2 separate regions of the Mus musculus genome follow, and region 2 is linked to region 1. Evidence: chromatin loops called from intact Hi-C (ENCODE). Cell type or tissue: heart. All regions are shown on one strand. Each heading gives the region's core, and the rest is flanking DNA. Links, peaks and the distances in the headings are about the cores only.

The links. Peaks named below come from ENCODE experiments on the same cell type or tissue, not always from the same donor. Only the 100,000 strongest peaks of a DNase experiment are listed, where the experiment ranks them.
Region 2: it touches region 1 in a loop (4-fold over the local background); 9 of 42 quality-filtered maps call a loop at or near these places.

Annotation. Positions count from the first base shown.
Region 1 is chr16:44,492,665-44,495,581 of GRCm38, reverse strand. It overlaps Boc (biregional cell adhesion molecule-related/down-regulated by oncogenes (Cdon) binding protein), which reads left to right. Exons shown (of 19, transcript NM_172506.2): 9 at 2,610-2,769. Among named protein-coding and RNA genes, the nearest start is that of Gm30064, 36 kb to the left of the region's middle. In heart, for the core only: no CTCF peak of the experiment used is centred there; DNase peaks (open chromatin) are centred at 617, 951 and 1,491; H3K27ac peaks cover 718 bases.
Region 2 is chr16:45,076,379-45,079,295 of GRCm38, reverse strand. No RefSeq gene overlaps it. Among named protein-coding and RNA genes, the nearest start is that of Ccdc80, 16 kb to the left of the region's middle. In heart, for the core only: no CTCF peak of the experiment used is centred there; no DNase peak of the experiment used is centred there.

The DNA.
Region 1 (2,917 bases), core at 175-2,674:
GTCCCATGGTCCTGGCCACTGTTTGGTGAGGTGAACCAGGGCCTTCCATCTGCCACTCTTCTCAAAGCTGCACAAGGAATGTGAGATGAGACTCCTCATAAAACATTTCTGCTCACCACAGGTTTGTGCTGTTTCTCTCCAATATCACCAGAAAGTAGAAAAGTTCTGGTCTTAAGTGGATTAAAAAGAATTTAATACCAGCAACCTATTTATTCTAAATGTGGGCGCTTGTGTGCGTTTGGATTATTTTTTTGCTTACAAAAATGCTTTGTGCGCTTGGTAGAAAATATGGAAATGTGAAATGGAGCGAAAAATACTTACCCACCTTTTCCTACTCCAAAAGCAAACAAGAAAACAAGCCTCCCCTCCCATGGTGGAATGTTCTGAATGCTCTGACTCTGCACAAGCCAGGTCCCTGCTGCAAACACCACTGGCCTCGAATAGTCTGGCCTTCTCTGTGTCTTCCCCTTCCAGAAGACCCGGGTACTAAAGAAGTTCCCGGAGACCTCAGGTGGTCAGAAAAGTACCGGAGGCAGAGCAACACCCTGTACCCTCATGTAGTTTCCCATATAGGCACAGGAGAGACCACAGTTCCCTCCCCCACACCACCTCCAGGACCAGCTAAAGGTGTAAATGGCTTTCTGAAAAGTAACAGCCTTGTTTAGCCTGTGTTCCAGGGCAGGGCTGGTCCCAATCCTTATTTTACTGTGTAACTAGACACCTCCCTGTGAGTTGTAGACAAAGATTAGGGAAGCCAAGTACCCAAGAGACAGAAACCAGTGTGATAGTAAGAATAATATTTTTCAGGCCAATAGGTGGCCCTGAAACTACCTCCCACTACAGGCAAGGAGGCAAAGACCGCACTGGGGTAATCCGGAAATGCCAAACTGATGCCTGCGTTCACCCTCCCAGTGTGTGTGACAGTGACTAATTACCCTTGCATTTCTTATTTTCATTTCTGGGTCCCAGTGGAAGTCTGAGGCCGGTGCTGGGAGGGCAGAGGGAGGAGGAGGTACAGGAAAATGACAGTCGGGACAGGGGCCCTGCTGAGTCTGGCTTCCATTAGGCATTGCCCTGTGGAACAGTTGGAGCTTTTAAGTGAATGTTGCCAAGACAGAAAGTATGTCTTGAAAGCTGTTCTTGCTCACGGAACTAACATAGCTTAATGGTCGTCACCCAAGAAAGAAGGTCGGAATCAGAAGTCAGCATTGGGTTGTGGGTTTGGGTTTTTTGGGGGGTTGTTTTGTTTTGTTTTTGTTTTGTTTTGTTTGTTTTTTGTTTTTGTGGGTTTTTTTGTTTTGTTTTGTTTTTTTCTATTCTCTGTCTTTTGCAGGGCATTGGGAATTAGTCAGGCTGATTTTCACGTGCACAGAGCAAGTTTCATCTCATCCACTGTAGACCTAGGCTACTGTGTTTGGGTTTCCAGCATCACTGGGGACTCTCAGCTTGTGAAAACCTTTCCCCTTGGAACAAATCCTGGAAGCCCGACATTAATGAGCTCAGACCATCCCCTGGCCTTGAATGGGACGTTTTGTTCTACTTGCGAATACTTTGCTCAGGGATAAGAGCTTTCCCCAGCAGCTGGTCGCTTTCTTAATCAAACCTCAGCTCTCTATTCTGGCAGGCTTTCTGAGATGCACAGAGCTGGCCACAAAGTCCTTCTTAAAAGATGGTGGGTGGGAGGAAATAATCTCTCACCATTGCCTTTCGGTGCCCGGAGTTCTCCCATAAATATTTTTTTAAAGAGCTAACCATTAAAAGTTCATTTATAATCCTTCACGGACACCCTGTTTTTTAAGCTTCAAGAACAGGGACAGGGAGCAGAAACCGGAGAAGAATTTTAAAGTGAGAAATCTCACAGGGTGAAGGGTGCCAAGAGCGTCAGGAGACAGGCCAGGCATTCATTTGTTGGGAACCTCACCTGTGCCAAGTCATCTCATTTGACTCCAGAGTAACTCAAGACATTGTATTTGCCCATCTTAGGGATGAATGGCTCAGGGCTCACCAGTGTGGGAGTTTGTTTGGGGTTATACAGTCAGAACTTGAATTTGGGGTTTTCCACTCCCAGAATCCTCTGTCTAGAACAGGTAACTTCTGAGCATGCTCTTTGGACACAAGTGCTCACTAGCTTTGCAACCATGGATGAATTCCTCAGCTCTCCGGGCTGAGGCTCTTTGCTGTGGACACTGACTGCTGAGACTTAGGGACAGGCAGTGCACTGAGAATGAGCACACTAGGACCATCTTTCCATTGCTTCCACTTTTGTTATCATTCCTGCCACCATCTCTCCTTAGAATATGGACTGAAGGGCTCGGGTTTGGCTTCATATGCAAGCAGAGAGAACATAGATGAGGAGGTTGCAGGAGATGGGAGAGTGGCCTTTGGGGGACTGACAGTTCAGTCTAGCTTTGTAGCTATCCTTGCAAACTTTCCTTAATAGGATCATTACCTTAGAGAGTAGGAGAACCAGTCTGAGCTCTGCAGTCCCACCAGCCTTTAACCTAGCCCACGGTCCTCTTTCTCTCTTCCTGCCATCTTGGGCTCAGGCCGAAAACCTCCTGGACACCACAGCAGAAGCAGGTCCTTACCCCAGTCACCCTCTTCAGCAGGTCACGAACTCCTCTGACGACTGGACCATTTCTGGCATTCCAGCCAACCAGCACCGCCTCACCCTGACCAGGCTTGACCCTGGAAGCTTGTACGAAGTGGAGATGGCAGCCTACAACTGTGCTGGCGAGGGCCAGACAGCTATGGTCACCTTCCGAACAGGTAAGTCAAATATTTTTGCTTAGCTCAGAGTTCCAAAGGCCCGAGCAAGTTATAGTGAGGCCAGATGCAAAGTCCTGTTCACTTTGTTCACCTCTGTCCTTCTCCAGTGGCTGCCTCTGTGGACTTATGTGCCTGGACTAAAGCACTA
Region 2 (2,917 bases), core at 262-2,761, 580 kb before region 1:
ATTCAGAGTTGGAGCCAATAAACATTAAGCACATAACTACCAAAGACCAAGAGAAATAAACTGTACCAAAAAACACAAGTCCTACTGTACGGCACAAGGAAACAACATGGTAATTTAAATGAGGGCGTTCACAGCGGGTACGTACAGAAAATCAGCTTACTATGTATGGCATGTATTTTGAAGATAGGGCTGAGAGAGCCCCTGGCCCATATTTGAAGATCCTTTCCCTATTTGGAGAATCCATTCATGTACTGGCTGGGATTTGTTTTGTCTATGGGAAAGCAGCATATGGTTTGTCAACATCCCTGACTCTCAGTTTATTCATCCCCCAAAATATAATGTTTTCACGAGGTACACATTTGTAAACCCAGCACTTGGAAAGCCAGGTAGCAACACCATCATGGGTTTGAAGCCAGCCAGGGTTACATAGTAAGTCTCAGTCTCAAAGAAAGGAGAAAGAAACAAAATTGTAGAGTCATTTCCTCTACTAAAGATGTTTTGTTGGAGTGCCACATGGTTTGAACGACCAGAAAAAAAAACACAACTAACTGGAGTAAGCAATTGGGAATCTTTCAGTTCACCGAACTCAGCATTTCACTCTTGGGTAGGTTTCTTTGTAATTTCCCATAGAAGTCCAATTATGTTTTGTTCTTTTTTTAAAAAAATATTTATTTATTTTATGTATGTGAGTACACTGTTGCTGTCTTCAGACACACCAGAAAAGGGCATCAGATCCCATTACAGATGGTTATGAGCCATCATGTGGTTGCTGGGAATTGAACTCAGGACCTCTGGAAGAGCAGTCAATGCTCTTAACCACTAAGCCATCTCTCCAGCCCCTGTTTTGTTCTTGATATGGTAAAATAAAGATGTTGTAAATTCTGCCTTTTGGTCACCACACATAAAGTTCAGTGTCATGCTGTGCACTGGTGTTGCTGTGCAGCCATCATGGCTGTTCATCCCTAGAGATTTCATTTTCACAGACTGAAAGTCTGTGCTCACTGAACACTACCTTTCTGCCTCTCCTACTCTCTCAGTGCCTGATAAGAACTATGCTGCTTTCTATATCTTTGCATTTGACCAGGACTGGTTATATTTATTGTATCAAATATAGGCCTACAACCAGGCTAAAAACTCAGCCCCTTGGAAAATTGCTATATAAGACTTCACTCACTAGCAGCCTAAGGCAAAAGACCAGTGAGACAGAGTAGTAAGGAGACAGACAGAGGCATTAAGTACCAAACACAAGGATAAATAGTTAGGAAACAATAAATGCTCCTATAAAATACTGCAATGCCTGTTTGTTGAATAACTTGAAGGCAGAGCCGATCTCACACTGTCTGTGTTAGCTCTCGGCTCCATGACTTTAACTGCCTATGGTTGTTCTCTGGGTTACCAGACCCATCCTTTCTAGTCACTCCTCCAAATGGTCAGTACCATACCTTTCTTGCAATGTCAGTAATGCATTCGTGCCATAAATTCCTTAGCACTTTCCTCACCACCCACAAGTTAAATTTCAGCCTGTAAATGAAGCTCGCCTTCCATGATCTACACCCACGGTATTGGCTTCCTCAGCCTTTGCAGGCCAACCCTGATGACTAGTGCCCTCACCATTTGCAGCACAGAGCATCCTCCTCTCTCGTGTCTTGGAATCTGTGGTTGCTCAATTCCTTCCTCTGGAAAGGCCCACTCCCTTCTCCCTGCACCTGCCTGTGTATTATAACTCACTCTAGACTGCTCAAATATAATAGCATAATGTTTGAAAGAATTGTTTGATCCATCACCGATGGAAGTTGAACACTTTTTTTTTTTTTTAACCTGCTTAAAAACACACAGGGCCCACTTTTTGGTACATGCCACTTTCAGTCTGTCCTCTTTCCATAAAAACTAAGCACTTGCACAAAGCAAAGACTATGTCCTCAGGAACTAGGTCAGCAAAGTATCAATTAAAACCCACTGAATGAATGAATGATATAACAGAAAGAAAAAATCCATAAGCTTCTCATTCAAAACAATATTTCAAAATGAACAAAGACTTGTTTTCTACTTTAATCTGAAAATGAAACCAGTGGTTAAACAATCATCGATAACCATCCAATATATGTGTAAGAATCTCTGGTTATACCTATTTGTATTTGATAACCTTCAAAAGCTAGTCTCATTTAAATAAGTTTATGTCTATGTAACTCACATTTTAAATGCATATATACTCCAATATACTTATATGTATACTTGTTTGTACATATATATATATATCCCTGTGTGCATATACACATAGTGATACTTGAATGGTTTTCTCAAACTTTCAGGAAATACTTTTCCTCCTCAATGTATACCTACAACAAAAATAGTTTTTACTCTGTGTCCATTTGCCCAGGCCTTTCAAAGATCAATCATGTAACTAAGTAGATGTAAAATGGAGTGGTATGATTACCTGACTGGAACAAGGTGATATAAGACCTCGCAGCATCTGGTTTTCCTTCTCTTAAATAATTTGCTCCCAAAGAAGCCAACTGCCCACCATTCCGGGAAAGCAGACAGCCCCAGGGGGAGCTCCCTGAGCCAGAGGAATGAGGCTCCCCTTCAATGTCCAGCAGTAGCCCATCTTCCATTGTAAATCTACAGGTAGATTTTATTATGCGTGCATCACATATTTTGTAAAGGATTTAGAAAATGAATATGCCCAAGGTAACTTGTCAAAAAATGTAAAGTGAGATTCAGAATCGGAGGTCCACTATGTGTTTTTAAAATGTTGTTTTTTACTGTCTTTTCCTGGGTTTTGCATAACTTCTTTTTATGTATATGAATACCATGTGTATACCTGGTGCCCTCAGAGACCAGAGGAGAGTGTGAATCTCTTGGAACTGTAGCTCCAGATGTTGTGGCAGAATAGTTGCTGAGAACCAAACACAAGTCC